Linked DNA regions of Mus musculus: region 2 is linked to region 1. The links are chromatin loops, found by intact Hi-C in ENCODE. Cell type or tissue: heart. All regions are shown on one strand. Each heading gives the region's core, and the rest is flanking DNA. Links, peaks and the distances in the headings are about the cores only. Region 1 holds the start of Robo4 (roundabout guidance receptor 4). Region 2 holds the start of Ccdc15 (coiled-coil domain containing 15).

Region 1 (2,908 bases), core at 249-2,748:
ACTCAGTTTGTAAAGACTGTAGTGTTTTTAAGGTTTTTTTTTTTCCCCCATTAATCCTGTCTTAATCAGTCTTAGTTTGTCTCAGGAGACAGAAAGAGATGAAGCACAGAAGTCCAGTGGTTAGGGCTGATGCTGTTCCTGAAACCCAACAGGGAGGGGGAGGAAGGGAGAAGGGTCAGCTGTGTTAGGGGCCTCCAGACAAGCTGGCCAGAACAATGAAGAACAAAGCCTGCACGCTTTTCCGCTGAAGCTCAGAGCCTGGCCTTGGCCTTCTGTGAACAGCTCTAGGAAATGGCTGAGATTCCAGATTTGGAAGGAAGAGACTGGTAAACAGGAGCTGGGCTCTGAGGAGAAGGCAGTCTCTCTGGGTTTCAGGGAGGAGCCAATACAGTCAGCTTAGTTGTTGTGTAGGTTGTGTGCTATGTAGCCATAGAAGACAGGTGTCAGACCAGGCCAGCCTTGGAAGGCTTCATTACGACCATCTTCCCCAATCCTAGAACCCATCCCACTGATGATGCTTCAGAGAGTTTCAGTGGTGGGATGTGCACAAAAACACAGGTGATACCCCTGTGTCCATACCTAGTCTATCTCATGCCTAATCTCATTCCAGTTTTACTCTGGATCTGAAGGTGGTGTCTATTATTAATATCCCCATTTTACAGGTATGAAAACTGGCTTTGAGGATGAAGGAATCTGCCCAAGAGCCCACAGACATCATTTCCAAATCTTTTGATGAAAATGCGTACATAGTCCATGGGTTTTCTTTTTCTTTTCTTCTTTTCTTTTTTGAGACAGGGTTTCTCTGTGTAGCCCTGGCTGTCCTGGACCTCACTCTGTAGACCAGGCTGGCCTTGAACTCAGAAATCCGCCTGCCTCTGCCTCCCAAGTGCTGGGATTAAAGGCGTGTGCCACCACTGCCCAGCTAGTCCATGGGTTTTCAAAGCTTAAGGTTCTGAGTCATTCCTACTTTCTAGCCTCCCAAGACTCAGTCTACCTGCTCCTGGGGATTGGACCAGAGATAGACACTTGCTACCTCCTGACCCCCATGTGCCCCTTGCTTTCTTGGCCTGTAAGCCCTTTGGACTCTATCTTCAGCTCCTTACTCCTATGTCTGAGGCTCAACCTCTGGTCTTCCTCCTCCTCTATTAGGTGGCTGGCTAATGGGAAAAAGCCGATAGAGACCAAGATTAAACATATGCTTTGAACAGAGCTGTGGAGTTGGCAGATTGTATGGGTACAATTGGGATCAGTGTGAGGATTTCATTTAAGAAACCCTAACTCAGACATGAAGTAAACCCTTAGCCTGCAGTTAGCATCCCGGGGATTACAGCTGAAGTGTAGAGGTCAGAGAGTTTCTCACCTCTGGTCCCCTCCCAGTTCTCTAAGGCATGAGGGCCAGGCAGGAAGCATCCGTTTCCTCAAAGCTGCTTCCCTACTGGGACAGAGTCTCAGTCACAAACAACTACCACCACCCCACCCCTCCCTTTCTTCCCTTACTGCTGTGAGCTCAGAACAACCGGACAAAAGTGTATGGGACAAGGAGAGGAGCCGAGAGCAGCCATGGGCTCTGGAGGAACGGGCCTCCTGGGGACGGAGTGGCCTCTGCCTCTGCTGCTGCTTTTCATCATGGGTGAGTAGGGCCCTCCCTCTCCTAACCCACGCTCCTGGATTCATGGCAGGATCCACGGTCTGGATCCAAAGCCAGCAGGACAAAGGAGCATCTCTGTTGTCTGGTGCCTTTCTTCTAGTTAGCAGTGAAGTATCAGAGACAAAGATGGGGGTTGAGAGAGAGAGAGAGAGAGAGAGAGAGAGAGAGAGAGAGAGAGAGAGAGAGAGAGTGTGTGTGTGTGTGTGTGTGCGTGCAACAGAGAAAGAGCTATGCAGATCTTGACCTATGGACTCAGACCTTCTCCCCTCCTAGTTAGCTTCTTATTTGGAAATAAATGTTCAGTAAGATAAGCCTACACAAGACTACAGATTCCTACACAAGACATAGAAGGGGTGCAGTACAGGAGTCTCTCTTTCCCTCTTAGGAGGTGAGGCTCTGGATTCTCCACCCCAGATCCTAGTTCACCCCCAGGACCAGCTACTTCAGGGCTCTGGCCCAGCCAAGATGAGGTGCAGATCATCCGGCCAACCACCTCCCACTATCCGCTGGCTGCTGAATGGGCAGCCCCTCAGCATGGCCACCCCAGACCTACATTACCTTTTGCCGGATGGGACCCTCCTGTTACATCGGCCCTCTGTCCAGGGACGGCCACAAGATGACCAGAACATCCTCTCAGCAATCCTGGGTGTCTACACATGTGAGGCCAGCAACCGGCTGGGCACAGCAGTGAGCCGGGGTGCTAGGCTGTCTGTGGCTGGTGAGGCTTGGGAGGGTAGGCCCAGGGGGAAGCAGAGTTAGGCTGAGATGCTTGTGTCCAGGGAAATACGAGAGTCTGTCTGTGAAGGGAGGCAGGGACTGAGGGTCTTGGGATGGAGAACTAGGTTAAACTAGAGATAGAGGGGCAAGGAAGTGGTAGAGCAGAATTGGGTAAGCATGTTCGGATAAGCCATCCATGTTAGGATGTTAGAAGGACTCAGGGTGGGTAGACGTGCTTCCTGCTGATTTGCTGACTTCCCAATAGTCCTCCAGGAGGACTTCCAGATCCAACCTCGGGACACAGTGGCCGTGGTGGGAGAGAGCTTGGTTCTTGAGTGTGGTCCTCCCTGGGGCTACCCAAAACCCTCGGTCTCATGGTGGAAAGACGGGAAACCCCTGGTCCTCCAGCCAGGGAGGCGCACAGTGAGTGAACCCCAATCCTGGGAACTCCTTTGCCCATACATCATCCTGTCCTGGGCACATTGAGCAACTGACCCACCCTCCAACCTCTAAGCTTCTCAAATTGAAGACTTCATGGAGTAT
Region 2 (2,908 bases), core at 192-2,691, 53 kb before region 1:
CATTTTGCCTGGATCTGCATTTAAAAACTTATAAACTCTGAGCAACTACTTAACATTTGAAGAGTGACCAACTGTCATTCTTCTTATGTTACAGTGTCGGGAAATTGTACACAGTACCTATGCCATTCACAGCAAACAACCATGTTTGTGAAGTAAACTAGCCTACTTGCTGGTATGTAGTAAGAACTAAGTTAATATTTGATTGTGTCAACCAAAGATGAAGCAAGTTTTGGAAAACACATCATTGTTGTATAATTTTGACGCAAGAATATAACCTGTATCAGAATGGAAACAGCATCCTCCAGCAGTTCATCTTTCTTTAAGTACCAAAAATTTAGAGAAGGCTAATAAAAAGGGCTGGCAGCGATCACAGTAACCGGGTCAACTGACACTCACATGTGCTGGAATTCCCGACCAATTTGGTGAGGCAGGTTCCACCCAAGCCCCAACTGGTATTATGGCCTGGTTCCTCTCAGCCAGCACTGCCAAAACGTCCTTGCTCTTCGTGGGATTTAAAGCCAGGGGCAATTTTGTGGGATTCCGAGGCTTCTTGAGGGGCGCCATACCTCCTGGCATTGACTTCTGGTTAGAAGAAAAGAGAAAGAGGGACAAGGCTTAAGACAAGGGGGAAAGGCGTAAAAATTACTTTCTAGAAGGAACGGAGATGAGAGGACGAAAAAACAAGGATTTACTTGGGAGATGAAAGCCTGCCCAGAGGTGAGCATAGGCGGGCGCTAAGGGCAGGGCTTGAGTCTGAGATGACCGCGGGTGGAAAAGCGCCGGCCCACGGCATGGGGCTGGAGGGGAGTCTAAGGCCCGGGCAGGAGCCGGGGGTCTTAAGAAGCCTGGGCACAGGAGGTGGGGGGCGTCTGAAGCCCGGCCAGGAAAGCGGGGTCCTGTGAGGCTCCAACAGTTGGATAGGAGACCTGTGAAGCCTGGAGCCTGCCGCGATCCGGTCCGTCTCACACACAGACTCAAACTCCGCGGGCTGCTACGCAAAGGACAAACAGCAAACTGCCACCCCGGGGCCCACGCCTGCCCTGCCTCTTCCGCATTTGTCACCCGTCTTGGGCTGGGGAGGCGGGAATCCGAGCGCGGGGATTACGTCACTTCCGCTTCCTGCCCTTTGGTTGGGGAGGACTAGAGCGGGTTGTTGAATCCGGCAGCGAGCTTAGACTCGGCCTCTCTTTGGATACTGGCGCTGTAGTCTTCTCAAATCTCGAAGTGAGAGGTCTGACATGATGAACAGGCGAGTAAGCGTTCACCGCTGAGGAAATCTCGGGAATAGACAGAGCAGTTCTCAACCTAAGGGTCGCTACCTCTGGGGGTCGCATATCAGATATCCTGCAATGAGATATTTTACATTACAGTTCATAGCAGGAGCAAAATTACAGTTATGAAGTCGCACCCAAATTTTATGGTTGTAGGTCACCACAACATAAGGAACTGTATTAAAGAGTCGCAGTATTAGGAAGGTTGAGAACCACTGGGCAAGAACATGTTGCCAGTGGATCCTTGAGAAGCAAACCAAGCCAACAATCAACCAGACTGCGCTTTTATGCAGCCCCTAAGGTTTACAACGCTATTTCGTGATTACCTTTGACATGTTCTTGTGTGTGACCATCACAACTCACTCCAAACAATGCTTGGGATATTTCATTAAACCCAAAAGACATACACTCATTTTACTCAAGGTGTATATTCGTGCTGGGGGTTGAACCAAGGGCCTCTGGCATTCTAGGCAAGTGCAGCAGTGGAAACCCTAGCTGCCTTAATAATTTTGCTTTTAAGTTAGGGTCTCACTAAGTTGCCCATGCTGGACTTGAACTCACTGTGTAGCCCAGGCCTCGAACTTGCAATCCTCCTGCCTTAGCCTTCCCAATGGCTGCCGTTACAGGCACGTGTCACCCTGCTTTACTTCAACATACCTTATTGCAAGCATTTTATATATCAGTATGTTTTCTGGTTACTCCAGATACTCCCAGTGAACAAAGATCCCTTGTTTGGAGAATTTAAAATCCATTGGAGAATTTACACTGACATTGATAGGACATTTCCAGAGAAGACATCACTAGGGCAATTGAAGTTGATCTTTGAGTTTTGTTTGTATTTCATTTTACTCAGTACTGGAAGTTAAGCCCAGGGCTTCATACATGCTGGTCAAGAACTATATACCCTGCCAACTTTTTTTAACTAGTCTACTTTTAAACAGAAACTATATATGATCATAGAACAAGCCTTTATACTCTTCAAGGGAGGGTTTTAGGTATATAGTTGATTGTTTCACAGCTTTTAATGGGATCTCCTAGGTAGTTCAGGTTCCTCCTGCCTCAGCTTCCCAAGGGCTGGAATAACAGTCACAAAACATCATACCCAGGTATAGGATGATTCCAGGTAGGAGCTGGAGAGATGGTTAATTAAGACTGCTTCCTGCTCTTCCAGAGGACTAAAGTTCATATGCCAGCACTCACGTGCTCACACTCTCCTATAACTCCAGCTCCGTGGATCCAGTGTCCTCTTTTTGCCTCCCTAGGCACCTATATACCCCCCACATACAACACACACACACACACTGTCTTCTGGGTAGAGAATGAGCATTAATGTGGGAGCACTGACTGACTGGGAGAAGTGAAGGAGGCTGACTAGAAGAGGATGAAAGGGGTAGAATGGAGATGAGCATGCCAAGTACTCAACATAGAGCATGTTGAGTACTATAATGTGTTGAGATGGAGCACCATCAGAGAACTCTGAGCTAATGAGTACCAATTTTTTTCTTTAAAAAAAATTCCATATGCTGTCTTGAGAATTAGACAAATAAAAATAAGTGGGGAAAGGCTAGTTAAGAGGCTACAACAATTGCCCCACTATGACCTCCCTCCCCCCCAAAAAAAAATCTCATGATTTGAGA

Evidence for each region. Hi-C counts contacts between places; a loop is a spot of excess contacts. Peaks named below come from ENCODE experiments on the same cell type or tissue, not always from the same donor. Only the 100,000 strongest peaks of a DNase experiment are listed, where the experiment ranks them.
Region 2: it touches region 1 in a loop (2.5-fold over the local background); 2 of 42 quality-filtered maps call a loop at or near these places.

Annotation. Positions count from the first base shown.
Region 1 is chr9:37,400,522-37,403,429 of GRCm38, forward strand. Robo4 (roundabout guidance receptor 4) reads left to right here and starts at 1,451. Exons shown (of 18, transcript NM_001309390.2): 1 at 1,451-1,630; 2 at 2,034-2,366; 3 at 2,631-2,788. The coding sequence starts at 1,561. In heart, for the core only: no CTCF peak of the experiment used is centred there; DNase peaks (open chromatin) are centred at 260, 1,430, 2,180 and 2,690; H3K27ac peaks cover 700 bases.
Region 2 is chr9:37,347,342-37,350,249 of GRCm38, forward strand. It overlaps Ccdc15 (coiled-coil domain containing 15), which reads right to left and starts at 1,016. Exons shown (of 16, transcript NM_001081429.2): 1 at 693-1,016; 2 at 397-582. The coding sequence starts at 576. In heart, for the core only: a CTCF peak has its summit at 1,183; a DNase peak (open chromatin) is centred at 1,080; H3K4me3 peaks cover 1,802 bases; H3K27ac peaks cover 1,538 bases.